Linked DNA regions of Homo sapiens: region 2 is linked to region 1. Evidence: read pairs that join two places in POLR2A ChIA-PET (ENCODE). Cell type or tissue: PC-9. All regions are shown on one strand. Links, peaks and the distances in the headings refer to the core of each region. The heading gives the core; the rest is flanking DNA. Region 1 overlaps C17orf67 (chromosome 17 open reading frame 67). Region 2 has its middle 21 kb from the start of TRIM25.

Region 1 (4,396 bases), core at 317-4,316:
AGTTAGCTGAGCATGGTGGTGTGCACCTGTAGTCCCAGCTACTCTGGAGGCTGAGGCAGGAAAATCACTTGAACCTGGGAGGCGGAGGTTGCAGTGAGCCAAGATCATGCCACTGTACTCCAGACTGAGTGACAGAGTGAGACTCCATCTCAAAAAAAAAAAAGTGGGGGGGAGAGAGAGAGAGAAAGGAAGAGACCACTAAAAGTAAATTTAATACCAATGTTTATTAGGGCAGAAAAGAAGAGGAAAAAAATAGAGGACAAAACAACTCAGCAACCCCAAGTGGTATGCTTCACTACTCTGAACAAGGATTCCCCAAATTCCTTAGGGCAGGCAGCCTGCCCCAACTCCTGGTCTGGGAGTTCCAGCTCCATCAACCCCAGGTAAGATTCTGGTTGTTCCCACTCTTGCAAACTGATGGGAAGACCTTTGGGAGGTGTCTATGCTTTAAGCTATTGGTTTTAGTGATCTATGCAGGTTAGTAAAATGAAGCAGTATATATATTTGCCATTTCCAAGGCAATCTTTGATATGCCCACAGTTCACGAGGTCTGAAGACATCCATTTCTGCAATTTAAAAACAAGTGAAAGAAGCAGCCTTGTCTTGCTTCGACATTATCCAGCTTGTTGTCTATTAAAATGCTTGCTGAAAAAGAACAAGAAAATAACATTAGGATAATGATAATGATTGTGATGGTAGTGGTGGTGGTGGTGATGATGGTGTGGCAGTGATGGTGATGATGGTGATTGTGGTGGTGGTAATAGTGATGATGGTTATGATGGTGGTGGTGGTGATGATAATGATGATAGTGGTGGTGGTGGTGGTGGTGGTGGTGATGATGGTGTGGCAGTGATGGTGATGATGGTGATTGTGGTGATGGTAATAGTGATGATGGTTATGGTGGTGGTGGTGATAATGGTGATGTGGTGGTGGTGGTGATGGTGCTGATGGTGGTGATGGTGATGATGGGGTTGATGGTGATGATGGTGGCAATGGTGACGATGATGATGGTGGTGATGGTGAGGTGGTGGTGGTGGTGGTGGTGGTGGTGGTGGTGGTGGTGGTGGTGGTGGTGGTGGTGGTGGTGGTGGTGGTGGTGGTGGTGGTGGTGGTGGTGGTGGTGGTGGTGGTGGTGGTGGTGGTGGTGGTGGTGGTGATGGTGGTGGTGGTGGTGGTGGTGGTGATGGTGGTGGGGGTGATGGTGGTGGTGATGATGGTGTGGGTAATGGTGATGATGGTGGCGATGGTGGTGATGGTGATGGTGATAGTGATGGTGATGATGTTGGTGGTGGTGATTGTGATGATGATGATGAAGAACAAGAAGGAGGAGGAGGAGAGGGGAAAAGGAGGAGACTAAGGAAGAGGACGAGTAGACCAAGGAAGAACAAACACCATCCAGCTATCATTTTCTGAGCACTTCCTTTGTGTGCCAGGGCAACACTAACTATTTTCCAGGCATTGACTTTTTTAATCCTAGAATCATAAGGAAGGAGCCATTACTATCCTCATTTTACAAATGAGGAAATTATTCAATTAGGCATTTTTTTCTAAGGTTATTCAGCCAGTGACTGGAGGACTCATTATCTGAAGGCTGTCTGACTCCCAATTCCAAGTTAACACATTTCTCCAGCCACCGCTTCCTTGTCTTTATGTAAGTGGGAGCTGCCTGGAGTGAGGCCTCTGAGGAACCCTGTGTTTGCAGGAGCTAGGCACCCAAGCTCACCAGCAGTGCCTGTCCTACCAAGAATCAGAGGCCTCAGTCACCCTTGGAGGGTACTACTGTGGGGCTGAACCCAGAAACCTCTCCTTTAACTTCAACTGCACAACAGTAATAAGTGCTTTTATATTTAGAGTCACTTACTATGCACCAGGCTCCCTAGACATCATTATTACCCCAACTTACAGAGGCAGAAGCAAAGAGTCAGTGAGGTTAGGCAACTTGCCCAAGGGCACAGAGCTGGAAATCAGAAAGTCAAACTCAGCTCTGGCCAGTTCCAGAGCCTAAGCATCCAATTACTCCACAGTGCTGTTTTCTGGAAGAAGCCAAGTGAGGGCTTCCAGTGCTAAAAGACAAAGGCCCTTGGTGCAGGGGAGGCCAGCACCCTGGGAGTTGGGAGCCAAGCCCAGACACACCAGAACCCTGACCTAGAATAGAGCTCCAGCAGCTGGAAGAATTAGAAGAGGGATGTAGCCCATCCCTACCCCTCAAAAGCAGAACTTCTATTCCACTGCCAGCAGGTGATCCTCTCATTATCTGTGAAAGCTCCCTCAGAGTGATTTCATGCCCACACACACACAGGACTGTGCAACACGGTCCACATAAAGCATGCAGATTTACGGTGGTCAGAAGCCTAGCATACCAACCACTGCTTAGCCTGAGTTAGTAGCTTAATCATGCTCAATTAGTTCCTCTTTAAAATGGGGTTAAAGTGCATGCCCTGCAATGACACCAGGGTATTAAGAGGATCATGTGAGGCAATTTATGTTACATTATAAAGAGTGATTAATAGGAGCGTCCCTGTGTCAATTCACAGTAGCACAAAATAAACAACAAAGGTATAAGATTTCTCTTAACCACAAAGATAAACTACCTGATTATATCTTGTCCTGCTTGGTCCACAAAACTTACAGAGGAGAAATGAAATTCACTGGGCTTACCCTCTGAAGGAATTTTGCTACCTTATCTAACAGGATTTGGAAAGGGGGGAAGATGATGAGGACAGACAGGGAGAAGCAAACAGCCTCATCTAGGCACAGAGGTACAGAGTTGGGGGCATGCAGGGTGTGGGGGGAAAGCTGGGCAGTACCCTGCTGGTGGGCTGAAAACAGAAGCCCCAGGGAAAGGGAAAGACAGAGGGTGGGCTGGGCAGATTGGCAGCCTTGAAGGCTGCAGGAAGGCAGTAGGGAACAGGAGCGAGATCTGGGAAAGAAGTTGTTGATCCTGATGACAGTGGTGATGATCATGGTAGATGTCACAGGTTGACTCCACGAATGCTGAGCCCACCTGAAGAGACCCAAGTCTCAACAAAACACACTTCTCCACATTTGGGGTCCAGAGAGAGCTTTTCTGCATGGCAAATAGGGTCACGTCCCTCCCCATTCGGGATCACTTTGTGATTCAATAAAAGTTGGGCTCCCCCATTTGTCCCCCAGTGCTCCTCTCAACCTGGCTCCCCACTATGTCTCCTGCCTCACTCTTGCCACCCCCATTCCAAACCCATAACCAGCTAACCAGCTGGCCCCCCTGAGGCATGGTCTGGAAAGTCTCCCAGCCCATGCCATGCTGTCCCCCACCACTCCCTCAGACAGAGGTCCGGGAGAGAGAAGGAGACGTACCGAGGCTGGTCCTGATCCCCTTACACAGGATGAATCCTGTTCCTGTCACAGTGGGGTTTGCAGTGAGGGTTCAGCCAGTGCTCCAGGAACTGCTCCTCAGCGCGATGCTCCAGGGCGAGCAGGTGGTGCATGTATTCCTGTCAAAACAAACCACACTGAAGAAGGCTTCACCCACAGTGACAGCCAAGGGATCAATATGCGTGGTGTGGCTCTGGCTCCCTAGACAGGGCAGGATGGGAGGACAGGCAGGGAGAAGAAATCAACGGCCACACCCATGCCTCTCTGTAGGGAAGACCAGTCAGACTGACCCACCCAGTGGGCAAAATAAAGAAGTCTGACAATACTAAGTGCTGAGCGGGTGGATTTCCATGAAAACATGGGACAACAACTTCAGAAAACATCTGATTGCCTGCAATCTAGAAATTTCACTCCTACTTTATACCCTAGCGCAGTGGACGTCAAACTTTATCAGATATCAGAGTCACCTGATATCTGATATTACAACACAGATTGCTGGGCCTATCTTACAGTTTCTGACTCAGTGGGTCTTGGGTGGGACTTGAGAAGTTGCATTTCTAACAAGTTCCTAGCTAATAGTTATATTGCTAGTTGCTCTGAGAACAAAAGAAACTCTTATATCAGGAAAGGCATATAAAAATGTTTATAGCAGCAATAAATTTGTCATAGCAAAACACTGGAAACATGCCAAATAGCCACTTACAGGAGAATGAATCAATAAATTATGTTAGGGTTATGCCATGGACTATTATACAGCAGAGAACATAAATTATACTGTAGCTATATACAACAACATAGATGGGTCTTAGAAATAGCATACTGAGTGAAAAGTCCAAGTAACTACATTTATAGTGTGACACTATTTTTATAAAGTTCAAATATGTGTAACTAAATCATGTAATATATTACTTATGGCTATATGCATTTCTGATAAAATCATCTTTTTTAAAAGACAAGGGATAAGCAGAAGAAAGCTAGGGTTGCTATGCTAATATCAAACAAAAAGACTTTAAAATATAAAAATGTTACTAGAAATAGAGAA
Region 2 (4,396 bases), core at 397-4,396, 140 kb after region 1:
CTCTCCAAAGCTTCCTTGTGATAATTTTCTTGTCTCCAGCTGTGGGTCTCCATCTGGGGCCACAGTGGCAGTGATGGCTTCTCCTATGCTGATGGTGGCCAGGCCAACATGATGGTAGGGATAGTCAGGGCTGGTCAGGGCATTCTGGTCCTAAACTACTAATTCCTTGCCCCTAAACCAACTGCTCTGTTGCAAAGCACTGGTATGCTCAAATGGCTCACATTACCTGCATTCCAAGACTTTGAGCTCTACAGCTCTGCTTACCCCAATGTACCCTACAAATATCATTATTTTATTTTATTTTTTCAAGACAGTCTTTGCTCTGTCATTTAGGCTGGAGTGCAGTGGTGCAATCATAGCTCACTGCAGCCTTGACCTCTTGGGCTCAAGTGATCCTCCCACTGCAGCCTCCTGAGTAGCTGAAATTATAGGCACACACCACCAAGCCCAGCTAATTTGTTTCTATTTTTCTGTAGAGATGCGGTCTCGCTATGTGCCCAGGCTGGTCTGGAATACCTGGCCTCCAGCAATCCTCCCACCTCAGTCTCCCAGTGTTGGAATTACAGGCATGAGCCACTGCACCCTGTCCAGACATTACCTTAATTGCCAATTTTTTTTTTTTGAGACCGAGTTTCGCTCTGTCACCAGGCTGGAGTGCAGTGGCGTGATCTAATTGCCACATTTTATATGATGAAACCCTGCCAAAACCCTGTAAATGGTGTCTCTAAATCTGGTCCCTTATCATGTGGGTTTGTGTTACTGCAAGGTTAATAAAATGATTGAGGCGAGCATCTGCAGAAGACAGGAGGCAAACACCATTCCCACTATATCCCAACTGCATTCCTCTGGGGTTTCACTGTGCTTATTTTCCTGTAATCTCTCACTAATCCATCTGTGAATGACTTCTCTCTCCTGTTCAATTTAATAACCCCACAAAACTGGGTTGGGTTTTTTTGTTTTGTTTTTGTGACAGTCTCACTCTGTCGCCCAGGCTGGACCACGGTGGTGCCATCTCAGCTCACTGCAACCTCCGCCTCCCAGGTTCAAGCAATTCTCCTGCCTCAGCCTCCCGAGTAGCTGGGATTACAGGCACCCGCCACCATGCCCAGATAATTTTTGTATTTTTAGTAGATAGAGACAGGGTTTTGCCATGTTGGCCAGGCTGGCCTCATACTCCTGACCTCAGTGATCTGCCCACCTTGACTTCCCAAAGTGCTAGGGTTACAGGCATGAGCCACCACACCCAGCTGCTGTTGTCTTAATATAACCTCTTTGAAAGTGGGATCATTTGTTTTAAGTGGCTAGAGCAGTGGGAAGAAAGCTATGTCAATTCAACATCAGAAGACACAACGGTTAGGAGACAATGGATGAATGTAGTCAGCAGAAATCTTCCAAGCCCTACAAGATAAAAGTATCTCTGATGAGAAATAGGTGACTGATTTCCTCCTACCCAAAGATGTAACTAGAGTTTAAATATGGCAGCTACATGAAATGTGGCACACATTGTTTGTAACAGATGAAAATAAATTTAAAAGGATGGGATGCAAGTTCTGCTGAAAATTTGGAGCAGGACCTTAGGCAAGTCACAAAATAGAAACATAAATAATAACATCTCATGCGCACTTAACGATGTACAAGGTCTTGTGCTAACTGCTTTGCATGCATCATCTCATTCCGTCCTCACCACACTACTGTTGGTGGGTACATTGATGAGGAAATTGAGGCTTAGAGGGGTTAGAACTTGCCTAAGGTGAAGTGACTAAGACCAAAGCAGAATTTGCACCTGGGTCATCACTGTGGCAGCCACATTCTAACCACTCACCATCTCTGTGATGTCATCTCCTCTTGAGTCTGTTGTCTCAGAAGTAAAGTGGAGGGTGGGGCTTCTTTATTTGGAAGGTGGCTTCTGGTTTTAACATTATAAGACCTTCCAATGGCCATAAGATCGGGTGCCTAAATTCCAGTTGAGACTCACTGTTTAGACCACTGCATTATTTCCTCATTGAGTCCATCAGAACACGGGAGATCCCAGCAGTAGATCCTTAAGTCATTTAATTAAAAAAAAAAAAGAACACGGGAGAGACATATTCTCATGGCTATCACATTCTCATGGGTACACCTGGTTGTTTCATGCACTGGGTGTTGATTGCACTCTTATATTTAGGCTGTGAACCTTTAGAGTGAACAACTATTTGAGGCAGGATGCAAATACCCTTTTGATTAAATTAATGTAACTTTTGCAGGCTGGGTGCGGTGGCTCATATCTGTAATCCAAGCACTTTGGGAGGCCGAAGTGAGCAGATCACTTGAGGCCAGGAGTTGCAGACCAGCCTGGCCAACATAGTGAAACCTGGTCTCTACTACAAATACAAAAAAAAGCCAGGTGCAATGGCGCACACCTGTAGTCCCAGCTGCTCAGGAGGCTGAGGCATCAAAATCGCTTGAGCCTGGGAGGCGGAGGTTGCAGTGAGCTGAAACCGTGCCACTGCACTCCAGCCTGGGTGACAGAGCAAGACTCTGTCTCAAAATATATATAACTTTTGCAAAGTGAAATGAATCCATCATAAGAATACCCCATGCTAATAACTCAGTCATTATTCTTTTTCTGAATATTAATGAGTTGAACTTTATTAATCACCCTCTTTTGAGTCTGATTAGAGGCTTAAGAGTAGATCAATACTTCTGCACATCTGCTGTGTGCCAGGGTCTAGTCTAGCATGATTTTAATTTTTCACTATAAGTCTGAGCATGGGTTAGGCCCATGCTGCAAATGAAGACACTCACCCTAGGTAACCTGGCTCAGATGTGGACCCAAATCTGACTTCAAAACCTGTTTTCTTTCCACGATGTCAGTGGTTCTCCAAGTGTGGTCTATGGACTCTTGCCCTCAAGACCCTTTTAGGGATCTGCAAGGTCAAAGCTACTATGATTATGTTGTCTTTTCACAGCATTGATGTTTGCTCTGATGGAGCAAAACCAATACGGAATGAACTGCTGCACTTCAGCATAAATCTGCTAGTGAGTGGCACCACTGGGCCACGCACTCATAGTAAGGGGCAAAGCCAACTGCCCTTAATATCCTTGATAGAGTAACAATTATTAACATTATTAAGTCTTGACCCTTAGAGACACACCTTCATAAGAATACATAAGCACTTCTGCATTCCATAATACAATGGTTGTCTCAAGGAACAGCACTTATGCAATTATTTGAATTGTAAGCTCAACTAGCCACATTTTTCATGAAAATACCATTTTTACTTGAAATACTGACAGAAAACTTGTGGTCATTCAGACTTGGGGATTGGTATACATTTTCTTTTTTGAGACGGAGTCTCGCTCTGTTGCCCAGGCTGGAGTGCAGTGACACGATCTCCACTCACTGCAACCTCCACCTCCCGGGTTCAAGCAGTTCTCCCTACCTCAGCCTCCCAAGTAAGTGGGATCACAGGCACGTGCCACCACGCCCAGCTAATTTTTGTATTTTTTAGTAGAGATGTGGTTTTGCCATGTTGGCCAGGCTGGTCTTCCAAAGTGCTGGAATTACAGGCGTGAGCCACTGTGCCCGGCCCACATTTTCTTGACAATAAAGTGAGCCACTTAATTCAAGAACAAACAGTATTTGTTGCCAATGAAAAACTGAGCTTTCAAGCAAAAATTAGAATTTTGGAAAACTTGTATCTGCCATCGTGAGCTGACAACTTCCCAATACTTAAGACTTTCCTGATAAGATCACATATTTGGCAATATTAACAAATGCAATTTTAAAATATCGCTTAATTAAATGTGTCAAGATTTAGAAGATGACAGGTTTCCAGCAAGTTCTGCTGGTGCAGTATCGTGGTGACTCCTCATGTCCTTCAGTGAGGTAGAGCCATGCCTTCCCAAAGGAGTCTGCTCACAGCCTGAGGGCAGAGTCTGGGGGCTCTTCCTTGGGTGTATATCTCAGCCCCCGGGTAGTAGCTGGTTCTTGTATCTGCTATTCCTGTATTTTGAGTTCTCTTTACTTCTTACTAGCCAGTTCCTCATCACTCCGATCCCAGTGAGAATCAGGAATTCTTTATATTAAACTCTTCCTGTTTGGATCACTATGTGGTTTCTCCCTCCTGATTAGACCTACACTGACATAGCAGGTCTTGTAAGCAAGAGCTGTGAACAGTCAAGTGGGGAGAAAAACACATCAGTGCATTCATTACAATGAAGCGAAGGGCACAAAGGAGAGGTACATGTTCCTGCCTGTCTTGGTTTGTGAACTGCAAAAGGTTGTCAAGCTGACATTGGGGGAAGAAGACTTAAGGAAAAAGTTTGCAACAGCTGCTGTTAAGTATAAAGAAGTGGAAAATTAGAACCAAATGGTATCCACGTGTTGAGTGGGCTAGTTCTTTTGCCTGTGAAA

Evidence for each region. ChIA-PET counts read pairs that join two places held together with the same protein. Peaks named below come from ENCODE experiments on the same cell type or tissue, not always from the same donor. Only the 100,000 strongest peaks of a DNase experiment are listed, where the experiment ranks them.
Region 2: POLR2A ChIA-PET joins it to region 1 with 8 read pairs; 3 of 35 experiments call an interaction of 5 or more read pairs at or near these places.

The regions. Positions count from the first base shown.
Region 1 is chr17:56,791,708-56,796,103 of GRCh38, forward strand. C17orf67 (chromosome 17 open reading frame 67) reads right to left here. Exons shown (of 8, transcript NM_001085430.4): 7 at 3,337-3,473; 8 at 206-645. The coding sequence ends at 3,357. Among named protein-coding and RNA genes, the nearest start is that of C17orf67, 40 kb to the right of the region's middle. In PC-9, for the core only: no CTCF peak of the experiment used is centred there; a DNase peak (open chromatin) is centred at 2,484.
Region 2 is chr17:56,932,717-56,937,112 of GRCh38, forward strand. No RefSeq gene overlaps it. Among named protein-coding and RNA genes, the nearest start is that of TRIM25, 21 kb to the left of the region's middle. In PC-9, for the core only: no CTCF peak of the experiment used is centred there; no DNase peak of the experiment used is centred there.